3 separate regions of the Homo sapiens genome follow, and all the other regions are linked to region 1. A link is a loop called in an ENCODE intact Hi-C map of the cell type or tissue named here. Cell type or tissue: endothelial cell of umbilical vein. All regions are shown on one strand. Each heading gives the region's core, and the rest is flanking DNA. Links, peaks and the distances in the headings are about the cores only.

Region 1 (4,872 bases), core at 1,372-3,871:
CAGAGAACTGTTTCAGTGGAGAATTGGGTCAAAGACAGTTAACAGTGGGCTGAACAGCAATTGGAAAATGAGAGAGAGGTTGTTAACTGGAAGATGATGAGGATAAGCAGTTGCAGGAGGGTGTTTGTTTAAGAAAGGAGAGACTTGGGCCAGGCACGATGGCTCATGCTTGTAATACCAGCACTTTGGGAGGCCCAGGTGGGAGAATCGCTTCAGCCCAGGAGTTCCAGGTGAGCCTGGGCAACATAGTGAAACCCTGTTTCTATTAAAAGAAAATAACAAGAAAAACAAAGGAGAGACTCAAATATGTTTAAATGATGAAGGGAGAAGGCAAGAGAAGAGGGGAGATAAGAGAGTCTGAAGGAAGAGAGAAAACGCTTGCTGGAGAAGGTGGGAAGGATTGGTGTTCAGAACAAGAGGAGAGCCCCAAACTGGAGGACAGCAGGACCTTCATAGAGACAGGAGGCAGGAAGACAAGCTGGGTGAGGATGCAGATGTTTGTGGGTTCGGTGGGGCTTCCTAAGGGAAGGGGTCCACTTTCTCTGGAAGTAGAATGGGCACCTGCTGAAGGTTAAGTGGGTGTTGGGTGGGATCCAAGGATTTCAGAGAAACCTAGGAGAGAACGAGAGACACCTCTGAGCAGGGGCAAGCAGGAATGTTTGGGGAAGGGTTGCAAGCCCAGCTGCAAATGGAGACCCAGAGTGAGAGTGACACACATCTCAGATTACATGACCTTTTTCATCAGTACTCAGCAGCTGGAGTATGTGCAAGTGCAGAGAGCACAGACAGCAGGATTGATCAAAATCTGGGGTTTGCCGGGAGAGCATGATAGAAAAACAATGGTGCAAAGGATTCCAGAAGGTTGGAAATAAAGCAGTTGAGGTGTTGTATCCTGAGGCTTGGCTACTAGGGGAGAGAAGTGACAGCTGGAGGGGCTAGTAGATAGGGGGAAAGAAGATGAGGCTGCGGCTGGAGGGCCCTCAGCATGTGAAGAAGGGAGATACGGTGACACAAGGCTGTGGTCAGACAGAGGTGTGTATCCATGGGACCAGGTGATTGAGATGGAAGAAACGGAGAAACAAATGGCCCTGAGGGTGAGGAGGTCAGGACCAAGAGGCTAGTGGGAAGATGGGTCACTCCATCAGTATATGGCAGGACTTGGAGTGCAGGCAATGGCAATGGGTTAGGCGCCAACATCTTTGGTAGAACTTTTACTTCAAGGTCAGTTTTGCACTGGTGTTGCCTTTCTTGAAGAAAGAGGTTAGGGAGCCTTGGGGAAAAGAGAACAGAAAGGAAATTTATTTCTTGGCCTGTCATTCTATACTTGGCCTATTTGTTCCAGAACAATCTATTTTAAGGAATCTGCAAACTTCTAGGAGGTTTCTACTCTTATTTGCATCTACAGCCTCAGCCATGGGACCTCTGCCTGCCAGTGGCGTCCCCTGCAAAGAATTAGGACTAAGATTTGTGATAGGAGCCCATGTGTGAGGATAAGACACAGTGGAACACCCTTTAATTATAGCATCTGAGACTGTCTAAGCAGATGGTGGTGACAAGGAGTCCTGTCATCTCTCTGCCCTCAGTTGTTCCATTTCATAAACTGAAGGTGGCAGAGAAAGAAAGGTTGTTCAACAGGTGACATCCCACGGCCCTTTCAGCCCTGTGCATCAACCACACTGTAATGACTCCACATGGGAGAAGAAAGTTTTGCCAAAGAAGAAAACCCCAGATGTGGCCAAATAAGACATCAAGGGAGGGAGCAGATCCTAGATGTTAAGAGCAAGTATAATACCAGGAATCGGACTGCACGGGCTAAGTCCCAACTCTGCCCCTGAAAGCTAGGTCCACTCAGGCCGGAGAGCTGCTCATGTCTACCCAGGGAACTATGGGATCTGTGCAGATGTCAAAGCCACTTGACAGCACAGAGTGTTACTTCTGGAATAATGTCATGCAAACTGACCTTCACAAAGCTCTGACTTAGTAACATAAATGTGGAAAGGGGGCTCAGAGGGAATCACCTAGCTGATAAGTGGTAGAAGCAGGACTGTCAGCTTTATGACCACACCTGAGTCCCCAGTCTGTCTCAATCTCACACCTAGAGATTTGAGGGTCGGCTAAGGCCCTGGGACCTCTAGGCGCAGACACTGCTAGGAGAGCCACTGAAAGTTCCCCCTACCACTACAAAGTAGGGGAGAGAGGCACACCTAGACTCATCTGAGACAGAGCAGAAAACAGATGGATGTTGCAAACATCACAGGTACCTCTCCCTGTCCCTGTCACACAGCTTTGGGGAGTTTTAGTTGGTTCCATGGAGAATCTGGTAGTCCCCGGGGAGAGCTGCGCAGCAGTTGATGCCGCGTGCATACACTGCCACCTAGAGGCAGTCTGAGGAAACTCCAAGTTTATTAAACCACGGGTGTGTGTGTGTGTGTGCGTGTGTGTCAGTCTGTCTTTCTGTGTGTTGGGGGAGGAAGGGAGGGCTTTTCAGTCCTTGTCTGGCACTGCTGATTCTCTCTTTCCTGGAGCCCTTGGCTCTCTTCCTCTACCCACTCGGGACCACGTGTCCTGCACGCAGCTCCTCCTCAGTCTCTTTGCAGATCCTGCTCCCCATTTCCTACAAATGCTACTTTTCCCAGATGCTGGGAACATCTAACACCATTTTCTTCCCCCTCTCATCTCCACAGGCTCTCTGCCCTCTGTGCCACTCTGTGTCTTTAGAATCCTCTGTGCACCGCCCCCACCCATCTTTGTGGCCAGATCCCTCTCCTGAGCTCCGGTTCCCCCTCCCTCACACTAGAAAGAAAATCTGATCCCATCAGTCCTCCTCCTGCAAACCCTTAGAGGTTCATTTCATGAACACAGCTCCTTCCATTGTTCTACAGGGATTAACCAGGCCTGGCCTCTGAGTGGGCTGCTCCAACCATATTCTGACCACAGGCCTGCCTCACACACAGTGACCTAGCCTGTCACCTCTGGTTTGTGACCACCTAGACCACACTTCAGGACCCACTGTGTTAGATTAGATCACTCACTTGGAATTGCCCCTGGCAGAAGGAAGCTGCCCCCCACCAGGGCTCTGCCCCACCCCCATCCCTGGTGCAGGGTGCAGCCTATGTCCACTAAACGAGTGATGGGTGGGAGTTACAAAGCCCCTTGTCTCATTTCGGGGCATCTGCTGGGTGATCTCAACTCAGAGCTCCTGTGGGATCAGTTGAGGCCTCACAGCTCCATGTCGCCCTCCACTCAGTCCTGCTCCCCTCACTTCTTGCATACACATTTCTGGACCAGCTTCTATTTCCTGTGCACTTGGCACATGCCATCACTTTGGCTTAGAACAGCTTTTGAGTTATTTTCCTTTGCCTGTCTGAGCACAGGAAGTAGAAAGCCACCCAGCACAACCTTGCAGCCAGGCCCTTAGGAGAACTGGCCAGCAGAGGTCAGGATCTAGTACTGCCTCCACGTCACCCACTCTCTATTCTCACTGAGACATTGGTATCTCATTTATCTCCACAGTGCCAGCAACTTCTGGCCAGCTTCCCCTCAGGGCTCCTCCCTGCCTTCTGCCGGTCAGCTGTCACCATCTGCGCCCCTTCTGGGGAAAAACTTTGTACAGGTTTTACAGGTCCCTGGCTAGTTCACAGAGGCCTGAGTTAGGGTCCAGGGTCCACCCCGGTCCAGTCGATGTGCCCAGGACCGGGGTTTGTGGTGCAGACCGTGGAGAGTCTGGGTGCCTCCAATGGAAGGTGTGGCATGGCCAACTCTGAGGTCCCCAGGATGGGACAGCAACATCTGGGCACATAATGTCTTGCCACCTGCTGCTAAGGCTGCTAACTGCAAATAATAAAGAAGCAAATTTAGAACCACATATTAGCATTTGTAACTGGTTTTAGTATGCATATACAGATCCAGTTTTGTAATGATTATATTATTATTTGTCAATTTTTAAAGGCGTTTTAAACATTTATGAGACTGAGTCATTACAGTTGGGAAGAGTGTAACTGATTACATTTAATGTTTAAATGCTCAAGGAAAATCTACTTTCTAAAAATTATCATCAACTGAAGAATGACGAGGTTCATAAATTTGGCTCTCTTGAGTCATGAAGGCTGGGGAAAGATGAGAGTCCGATAAGGGCAGCCCAGAGCTCTGCATGGCAGAGACTTTAAAGACTTCCTGCTTCAAGCAGCACCCGCTTTCCCAGGAGCTGGCTGTGCTTTGGCCCCCAGGCTCCACACCCTAGCCCCTCCTGGCCAGAGGCATCTGGCCTCCTCCTGCCTCTGTGTATAAGCAGTGCTGGGGTGAGAGCTTAGCAGCAGAACTGGCCTTCTCTCCCCCTGAGGAAGCCTAGCACAGTCATGAAGGGCACAAGGGAGGGCCAATAACAGCTGGGTCCACTGGCTCAGGAAGATTGGCACCCCCCAGGACACTTAGCTGGATTTGTGTCCCTTTCCAGGCTCCTGCCCATACAGGCCCATGAGATTTCCTATGCTCCTTGAATCAAATGGATTTCTTACAGTTCTATGTGGCCTGAGTTTCACAACACAAATAGCCCTCTCTGAGGGGCTAAGGGTGAGGGCACAAAACTTCTTGTCAGTGAACTAGCTAGAGAGGTTTACCAAGCACGCAGTATGGTGCATTTTTATTACTCTGTTAAAAGTGTGTGATTAGTTAATATACTCATATGGAACAGATTATAAAAGTTCAAAAGGGTATTAAAAGGGACATTCTCCTTTATGTCCCCAATCACCAGTATCCTGTTCCTAGAGCAAATACTGTTACAAGTTTTCATGTATTTTCTCATAAATATATTATGGCAGACACTGCTGGTTTTTGTTTTTTTCCCCAAATCCATTCTTTCTTCTTCGTCATCAT
Region 2 (4,872 bases), core at 965-3,464, 150 kb before region 1:
TTTAAGTATTTAGTGCTGCACTAGGCCCTGAGTTGGATACAGAGATAACAGTGAAGCAAATCCTTCTTTCAAGGCACTCAGGGGCAAGTTGAGAAAATAAGACCAACAAATATCTCTAGCATAATGAAGAAAGTAGTGAGCATCATTTAAAAAAGAGACCAATAAAGTATTGTCAGAGCTTAGGGGCAGCAGCCTCGCATTCTGCTGGGGAGCCAGCAGCCATCACAGGAAATAATTTGACTGGGTGTGGGAAGATCAATAAGAGTTTTCCAGAGAAAGAAAAGGGAAGAGGCCATTCCAGAGAGAAAACTGAGGTTTCAGTGGTTTGTCACTCCTTATGTTACAAGACTCCAAGACACCCCTCTCTCTGGCCTTCCACTTTTTGTGTTCCTCAAGGAAGGGCCTTGTGTCTGCCAAGTGGCCCTGAGAAGACATCCGTATGTTGCGGCTTCTAAAACTCAAAAGGGAGGTCTGTAAGTTCCAGACCCTAAGAACACCATGATACCAGCCTTGTATTGTGACGAAAGGCTCCAACAAGGTCAGGATGCCCCGGGATGGGCTTTGCAGACATTTGACTGCAAACTAAAAACTAGAAGCTCGTGCCCTACAAGGACCGTGACTTTTGGAAGATTACAGCCCCTGAGAGACAGTGACATTCAGTGACAGACAGGCAGGCAGGCTACAGAAGGAAATCGTATGCAGACTAGGGAGCCGGGTTTTTGGAATTCAGACAGGTGGGGCCTTGAGCCATTTGTCACACAAAGATTAAACCCATTCTCCTAAAGCCCAGCTCTAATCTTACCATTCTCTTCCTCAAAAGCCTTCAGTGGCTCCCACTGCACACAGAAAATACAAACACCTTGGCCTGCCAGGTAAGGCCCTGAGAAGTGCCCTGCCTACTTTCCTTACTTTCTCAGCTCAGTGGGCTCCTTCCCCAGCACACACACACACACACACACACACACACACATGCCACTCTGCACTGTAGCTCCACCACGCTCCCACCAAGCTACAAACCTGCCTCTGTGCAGCTGTGTTCACCAACTCAGACCAACCGGGTCAGCTCAGAAATCTCAGGCCCACCCTACTCCCCTGCCCAGACAGAAAAAGCTCAGTGTCCTGTAGAATTCAGATGATCCGGTTACATCCTGCAGAGAAACTCCATGCTTCAAAGCAACATTAATTTGTAGTAATCCCTTGGGTGAATAGAACAATGTCCCTGAAAATTAATGAACCATCCTATAATATGGGGAAAGAAATCAGTAAAGATTTGAATTGTATGTGAAAGTGCATGTGTTTAAATTCTGCTCCGTGTGATCTTGGGCAACCTGAATTACCTTATCTACACCTTCTTTCCTTGTCCATAAAGTGGGGGCCTGACTGGGTTGCTCTGAGATGTAAATGGGACAGTACATGGCGGGCTTGGAAAGCCCTGGCATGGGCTAGGTTTATTAAATATTATCTGTTATTGTCGTGTTTACTGTGAGATAAAGAAGCTGAAATGGCACCTTTAGAAAGGGTCCATCCCTGAGTGGAGGTGGGGAAGTGATGTGGGAGCAGAGGAGATGTGTGGAGTCAGGGTCTCTTGTCAGAGAATGGAAAAAACAAGTGTGAGCAGGAAAAGCCTCTGACCCCTAGGGAGGGAAAACAGGCAGCCGAGATGCTGAAGGGTATCACACAGGCCTTTTGTGACTCGGCCTGCTGGAGCCATGGTCCCTTGGTGGAAGAATGGGTTTGGCACTCAAGACGAGGTAAGCAAAGTTCGACAACAGCTAAACTTGGGCCAAGGGAAAGGGCTCTCTCAACCCTTATCCAAGGCTTCTGAGGTCGGCAGCCAACCACCCTTGTGGTCCTGAAGCCTGCGGGCAACGCCTGATGGCTGCCAACAGTGACCCCCTGTGGCCTCCAGGAGCCACTGCAGGAGTTCCTTAAGACCAGAGCACTTCACACCCATGTGAATGTTGTAATGACTCAGCTTTGGGGAACCATAAAGCCCCCAGGGATTCCTGAGCTAATTCAAGAGGAGAGAGGACCCTAAGCAGGACACTAATCGGCCACATGGGAGCTCAGGCTAGCATTATTCTGAGTTATAACACCAAAAATATGTGGCACCTAGAGTTCAAGGAGAGTTTCAAGTCAGTTATGTCCAAGGAGAAACTGCACGATGTCCCATCCCATCAAGGGATAGAGAAAGCCCTTCTTCTGTCTTCTCCTTCAGCTGTCCTCCCAGCCCAAAATTCTGCTGTGCCCACTCCACTCCCAGCCCAGACTCTACCCCCACTAGCCCCTTCCGGCTCTACCTGTCTCAAGCCTACAGCATTTTAGTATCACTGACCCCGACTCTGGTGCGCACTCCTTTTTAAGAAGAAAGGAAATGGAACCCATATCACTGGACCCTGACCTGGGCCTGAGCCCACGTTTCCCACTCCGCTCTGTCAAAAACCTGGCAAGAAGTGAGACAACCAGTGTGCAGATTGTTGGTTAAAGGCCACAACCAGAATGACACAGGTCAAGGAGCCACAGGTGAACACAAGTCCCTCTGACAACTCCAAAGTCCTGCTTACATTTCTAACCTAGTAACAGTAGCAATGATAAATGTCCAGTTTTTACAAATAATATCATTTCTCAAGTCAGGCTAGCTCATCTCTAAATCTCTGGGCAACTAGATGTTATCTAACTCCACACTCCTACAAGTTCACAGTTGAAAAACTATGAAATGAATTTCTGTGCCTGATGTATTCAGAGAGTCTCAGAAGCCAGAGCTCTGCTGAATAACTGACTGAATTCTCTGTTGAACTGAATAACTAATGGTATTCAAGTGATACTAAATGGGATAATTTCCCTTTTTTCTAACTTGGAAAATTTAATTTGGGTGTTTTATCAAAAACTGCTGCTCCCCCATAGATTAATGGCCCACTATATCTTTCATATTAAATTAATTGAGTGCAGAATGGTTTTGTTGAATGTGAATGACAGGCTCTGGAGTTTAACTCATCATTCTTTAAGAAAGGCTAAGATGAGGAACTAAAACCACAGGGCCTGAATGATCACATCTTTTCTGTTTTCAGAGGCTTTCCCATTTTCAGTTGCCACACCGTACATTAATGAGCAATCAAGCAGCTCCTGGGCCAGACGATTTCCATTCTCCATCCCTAATGAGAAACCAGCCCTGCTCTTAACTTTCCGTCCCATTGTGTAGCTAAAAAAGAAGAGCACTTCATGAACACAGACCTTTACAACTTAGAAAGCACTGTTACTTCCTCTCTCTCATTTCACCCTCCCAACAGGCCTCAGCTCAACATGATTAACCCCATTTTACAAATGAGGAAACTGAGCAACTGAGCAAGAGCTTGCTCAAGGCCACACTAGTAAGTGGGCAGAGCTAGCACAGGACTCCCAGTCCAGTGCTCCTTCCCACACACTGCAGTAGCTTCGGGTGACAACTTTGTAATGGTTCACGATTTTTTGTCAGTATAAACCTTTGCTCTGCCTCCTCTTTCCACCTGCCTCCTCTTTCATCCTGAATTTAAATGAATGCTTTTTAAACTCTTTCTCATCTTATCTTTCAAGCCTCATTTTTCATCACCAGAACCCCAGGCTGCCACCACACTGCAACACGTGCCATGACCTATGCACACAATGATCTTGCTTTGCTCAACACAGTTCCCTCTGCTATGACACCCTGTCCCACCTTCTTCGCCCACCCATTTTCCCTGAACCAAATGCCATTTCCTCTGCAGGGCCTTTCCAAATGCTCTCCCTTCTGAAAGGGATTCACTCTCTCCCCGTGTATTTTATTTTATTTTATTTTATTTTATTTATTTTTGAGATGGAGTCTCGCTCTGTTGCCCAGGCTGGAGTGCAATGGCACGATCTCAGCTCACTGCAACCTCCACCTCCCGGGTTCAAGAGATTCTCCTGCCTCAGCCTCCCAAGTAGCTAGGATTACAGGTGCACACCGCCATGCCTGGCTAATTTTTGTATTTTTAGTAGAGATGGAGTTTCACCATGTTGGCCAGGCTGGTCTCAAACTCCTGACCTCAGGTGATCCACCTGCCTCAGCCTCCCAAAGTCCTGGCATTACAGGCATGAGTCATTGTGCCTGGCCTCCCCATGTATTTTATACAAACCTATGTTGGCACACCTACCTATTGAACTGTAACTCGGGCATGTAAGCCTCTTTTTCCAGGCTGAGATTTTGAGGGGAGGAAATATGTCTAATACAATGGTTGGCATACAGTAGGAGCTCAATTGATGTACAATTGTCCCTCGGCATCCTCAGGGGATTGGTTCAAGGAAACCCCTCCTCCACTCCCCATCTCTCATGAATACCAAAATCTGCGAATGCTCAAGCCCCTTTTATAAAATGGTGTAGGGATTGCGTATAGCCTATGCACACCCTCCCATATACTTTAAATCAGCTCTAGATTACTTATCATACTTAATACAATATGAATGCTATGTAAATAGTTGCTATACTGTATTTTTATTTTTATTGTTATGTTATTTTTTATTGTTTTTTTCCAAATATTTTCTGTCAGAGGTTGAGTGAATCCGCAGATGCAGAACCCAAGAATACCGAAGGCCAAGCGTATACTGTTGCTCCTCAGTCTTAACTGGGTGCAGATGACAAGCATCTCCCCCAAGCGGCAGGAGGAAGCATTGCAGGGAAACGTTCTGCGAGTAAGATCAATGTTGAGCTACGCACCAGCACTGAACTTCAGTAAAGATAGAGCCTCCATCTGCCTTTATTCTGTTATTTCAAACAAACTTGTTATAGACTGTAATGTCTGCTTAGTGTTCCCGCAACCTCAGCCACCCCTCGGCAGTCCTTGGAATGCCCAGCAGTAACTCCACAGGACGGAACCCATG
Region 3 (4,872 bases), core at 965-3,464, 570 kb before region 1:
GCTGCCTAGCCTGAGACTCACTCTTCAAGGCAGTGGGTTATTTTCTGGCCCAGAGAAGGTCCCGAGATGTCATCCCAGAGTCAAGTCCTGGAATCAGAGACCCCAAGAACCCACGTGGGGCTATACTCCCCTGTGGCCGTACTGGTACCTCAGGTGCAAGACAAAGTCCCCTTTATTTTTCCTCTCTGCTTTTCTCAAGCAGAAGGAGTTTTGCCCCATAGCCACCAAAGCTGGTAACATGCTGAGTCTCACCTGAAGCCAGCCAGTTCGAGGCTTGAGCAAGGCCCTAGATGTAGTACCTGGGTATTGCTGCTGGTTATTGAGGAACCAAGGGCTCTTCAGTTAGCAGGTGATGAATGTTTCCAGGTCTGGGTCCCTCACTTCAAGGCAGCGGGTTCCTTTCTGGCCCAGGGTGTGTCTAGAAATGTCATCTGGGAGCTAGGGCCCGGAAAGGGGACCTCAAAACACTGACTGGTGCACTATCCTGCTGTGGCTGAGCTGGTATCCAAGATGCAAGACAAAGTCCTCCCTACTCTTCCTTCTCTTCTCCTCTAGCAGAAGGAAAGGGTTTCTTTTGGAGCCATGCAACCTGGGCTTAGAGGAGGGATGATGCCTGAGCTGCCCCAACTGGTGTCTCAATATGTCACGTGCCCTCCCAGTCTACTGTCTCTGGGCCCAGTTGAGCACTAGGACTCACCCATGATTTGCAGTCCTTATGGCCTAGACTGCCTTTTACGTTTATTTAGAGCACAGAGAACTTTAGCCCTCGGTGGTGAGGTTTCAGGAACTCAAGTTCTGCCCTCTGGGATTGGCGATTCCCCTCTGGCTAGGGCCGGTTTAAATATTGCCTCTGTGGGAGAGTATCACCTGAGTTGGGTCTGGTTTTTCTTTCTGCTCTAACAGGACAGCACTGAGTTCAATGCCTCACAATTGTTGTGTTCTCCCTCCCCCAGTGCCCAGAGATGCTCTCCGCACTGCTGAAGGGGTGTAGGAGGGGTGGCGTTGGCAATTCAAGACTGTCTTCTCTCTCTGTAGTGCCTCTTTCAGCAATATGGAGTTAAAACCAGGTACTATGAGAGCTCACCTGATTTCTAGTTCTTATGAAGGTGTTTTTACTGTGAAGATAGTTGTTAAATTGGTATCCTTGTGGGGGGGAAATGGATGGTCTCATCTTGTTCTGTAAACCTGTAGGGCATTTTCTTTTGACAGGTCCCTAGGACATTGTATAATCAACTGTGCTGCAAAAAAAACTTCAATAAATTCCAAATATTAATCATTTATTTGCAATTAAACTAGAAATTAAAAACAAACCACCTCTCACCTAAACAAAACTGCATAGAAATGTTAAAATTTTCTTCAAAATCACTCTTGTTCAAAATGTAAATCAAGCTACAAAATATAATTTTGAGAAAACTGTACACAGAGGAAAATCCATAACTCAAACTGCTTTTATTATTGAGCATAAAAGGACACCAAAGAAGTGAATGAATTGTTTTTAGCAAGAAATTCATAGAATTAATCCTAAGGAAATACAGAAAGATACTCAAATAAAATGTAAATTGAAATCATTTAACTAGAACACAGAAAATAGTAGCATTGATTTTGTGGCTTAAATTTCCTTGTAACCTTCTTATATCTTTTCTTTTTTACTCTTCTATGTTTTCCGATGCTTTTTTTTTTTTATCATTTAAGGAATTTTTTTTCTTCTTCTGATTCTCAAAGTCCATTTTTTCCTGCATTCACCTGAAGATACTAGAGGCCCAATGTGTTCCTTGTTTCTAATGGGCAGTTCTGCCTCACTGCAGTAGCGTCTTCTGCCACCCACTGCTGTTTCTGGAAACTGCACTGTGATGCCCGGATGTGTGGGGAGTTGGGACAGGGTCCCCCACACTAGCCCTTCCTTGGGGCCTGACTGGGGTTGCTATTCTTACAACTTTGGGGTGTACTTTGAAAAGCAAGCCATCTGCCATCCCCGCCAAATATCAATTTTAAAATATAATAATAAAAGATATAATAATAAATTACCCAAGTATATTTTATGTTTTCTTTTTTTTTTTTTTTTTTATGTTTCTTCAAAGGAAACCTTACAGCAGGCTTTCTCAACTTCAGCTGTATTGACACTGTGGGCAGGATAATTCTTCGGCCTAGGGGCTGTCCTGTGCCTTGCAAGATGTTTAGCAGCAACTCTTGCCTCTGCCCACTAGATGTCAGTAGCACCTCCACAGTTCTGATAAACAAAAAGATCTCCAGACATTGCCAAATATCCTCCGTGGAGAAAAATTGTCCCCAAGGGAACCACTGCCCTATAGGAAGCATCTCTAGTAACCTTTGTGCAGGTCATGCCTTTCCATTGTCTGTTCGCAGGTTTCAAAATCAAGCTCAAATTAATCTCCTCTAGCTAGTCTTTTCCTGATCGCTCCAGCAACTCAGTTGCTCCCTTATTGGTTCTCCCACAGCTTCCTACACATTTCTCCACTAACACAGTAAGATATATTGCTGTGTTTTTCCTACTTGATTGCCTGCTCCACAAGTCTATAAACACGGGTCATCTTCTCACTAACAGTGCTTGTCACATAAGAGCTAGCAAATTAAGTCATTCATCTAAGATTGTATCTCCTCACAGGAAGCTTGAGATTGAGTAATTTAGACAAACAAGTGAAATGACAATAACTAGAACTCTCTATGTGATTCACTCAATAGTGAGTATATTCGTCCATTCTTGTGTTGCTATATAAAGAAATACCTGAGACTGGGTAATTTATAAAGAAAATAGTCTTAATTGGCTCATGGTTCTGCAGGCTTTACAGGAAGCATAGTGCTGGCATCTACTCAGCTTCTGGTGAAGCCTCAGGGAGGTTTCAATCATAGCGAAAGGCAAAGAGGGAATAGGCACGTCACATGTTGAAAGCAGGAGCAAGTGAGAGAGAGTCGGAGGAGAAGTGCCAGACACTTTTGAAATGACCAGACCTCACAAGAACTCATTATCATGAACACAGCACCAAGCCATAAAAGACCCGCCCCCATGACCCAAGCACCTTCCACCAGATCCCACCTCCAGCATTGGGGATTACAATTCAACACAAGATTTGGCAGGGACATGCATTCAAACTCCATCAGTGGGCATTTTATTCTGTGCCTGGAACTTGACTAAGTATTTATATGTAGTATCTGATTTTATTTAAATCTTCGTAATGCTCCTGGGAGGTATAGTGTAATCCTCATTTTCTGAGTGAGAAGCCAAAGCATGGAGAAGATTAGCAGCTTGCAAAGGACAGCATCATTTATACATATGGAGGATTTGAACCTTGATCTATCTAGCTTCCAAGTCAACACTTTTTAAACATATTGAAATATAACACCAATGCAGAAAAGTGCATAAAGCATAAATATAAAATTCCATGGACAGAGGTGGACCAAGATCACTGTTAGAGTGATCTGCACTGACTTCAGGCAATAAGGGGGCACGTTCTCTGCAGAAAACTTAAAAACAATTTAAAAAATAACTAAAATTGGTCTGCTTTTAATCATCACTCTGGGCCAGAATTTCTGAGCAATGTCAGTGATAGAATATTCTTCATTGAATAAAATATCCTGTGTTGATTTAAATTCTAAACAATAGTGTGCTTACTACTGAGTCTTAAGTATATATGTGTGTGAGTGTGTGTAAAATTAGCACTATTATTATGTATTCTTTAATAAACTCTGAGTTCAACATGGACACTAATCCAGAGAACTTCCAGTTACATGGTTAGGTCCCAACACAAGGGTACAAGCTACAAACATTCTTTCAAGAGTTAAATTTATAATTGTTATGGGCCGAATTCTGTGCCACCCCTACCCAAATTCATGTTGAAGCCCTAACCCCCAGCACCTCAGAATGAGACTGTATTTGAAGACAAAGCTTTTAAAAAGGAAAGTAATTGAAAATAAGGTCGCTAAGATGCCCTTAATCCAATCTGACTGGTGTCTTGATACAAGGAGATCAGGACACATGGGGAGACATCAGAGATGTGCACACACAGAGGAAATGCTATGTGAGGACTCGGCCAGAAGGCAGCCATCTGCAGGACAAGGAGAGGAGCCTCAGGAGAACCCAGCCCTGCTGACACCTTGATCCTGGACTTACTTTCAGCCCTCAGAACTGTGAGAAATTAAATTTCTATTGTTTAACCCACCCACTCTGTGGTATCTTGCTATGGCAGCCTTAGCAAACAAATACAATAATGGTTTCCAATTGCATGCTTTGGGAACAGTGAGTCTCCAACACATGATATGATATTAGAAATCAGCAATAATCACACCATGACTATAAAAATGAAGAAATAGAATTCTATTTAATTGAATTATTAAATATGACTACTTGGAGATTTTATGTATGTTAAAATGTAAAACAGTGAAACAGGGAGCCAACTGTAAAGTATAATATTATTTGAATTTTATTCTTCTGCTTTAGTTGTTTTAAAACTAAAGATGAATCCCTAAAATATGGATTATTCATTGATTATTGTGATTATTAATAAAAATAATTTCATCACCTAGAAAGAGGATTGGGAAACTCCCTTATTATCTATTCTGGTAGTCAGATTATCTATTCTAGTTGTCAAATATGCTAGGTATGCAACCGTTCAATGAGATATCACGAAACAAACACCTATATAACTGCCATCAAGTTTTAAGAAATCGAATATTGACAGTTCCTTGGGTGTCTTCTTGGTGCCCTCTCCACTGTACTACCTCTCTCTCCTTCTTAAATGTAACAAATGTCTTTATTTCTATTCTAACAGTTCATCTCTTTCTCATTTTGGAGCTGATATTAATGAAAAAGTTTAGTAAATTTTTTTATGCCTGGCTTCTTTCATGCAGTACTGTATA

The links. Hi-C counts contacts between places; a loop is a spot of excess contacts. Peaks named below come from ENCODE experiments on the same cell type or tissue, not always from the same donor. Only the 100,000 strongest peaks of a DNase experiment are listed, where the experiment ranks them.
Region 2: a loop joins it to region 1, with 8 times the contacts of the local background. A loop is called at or near these places in 37 of 110 quality-filtered maps.
Region 3: a loop joins it to region 1, with 31 times the contacts of the local background. A loop is called at or near these places in 3 of 110 quality-filtered maps.

Annotation. Positions count from the first base shown.
Region 1 is chr10:80,442,366-80,447,237 of GRCh38, reverse strand. No RefSeq gene overlaps it. Among named protein-coding and RNA genes, the nearest start is that of TSPAN14, 9.5 kb to the left of the region's middle. In endothelial cell of umbilical vein, for the core only: CTCF peaks have their summits at 2,381 (motif pointing left) and 3,429 (motif pointing right); a DNase peak (open chromatin) is centred at 2,367; H3K27ac peaks cover 1,154 bases.
Region 2 is chr10:80,596,620-80,601,491 of GRCh38, reverse strand. All of the region lies in intron 4 of SH2D4B (SH2 domain containing 4B), which reads right to left. Among named protein-coding and RNA genes, the nearest start is that of LINC02655, 51 kb to the left of the region's middle. In endothelial cell of umbilical vein, for the core only: a CTCF peak has its summit at 1,902; a DNase peak (open chromatin) is centred at 1,891.
Region 3 is chr10:81,016,655-81,021,526 of GRCh38, reverse strand. No RefSeq gene overlaps it. Among named protein-coding and RNA genes, the nearest start is that of LINC02655, 370 kb to the right of the region's middle. In endothelial cell of umbilical vein, for the core only: a CTCF peak has its summit at 2,202 (motif pointing right); a DNase peak (open chromatin) is centred at 2,326.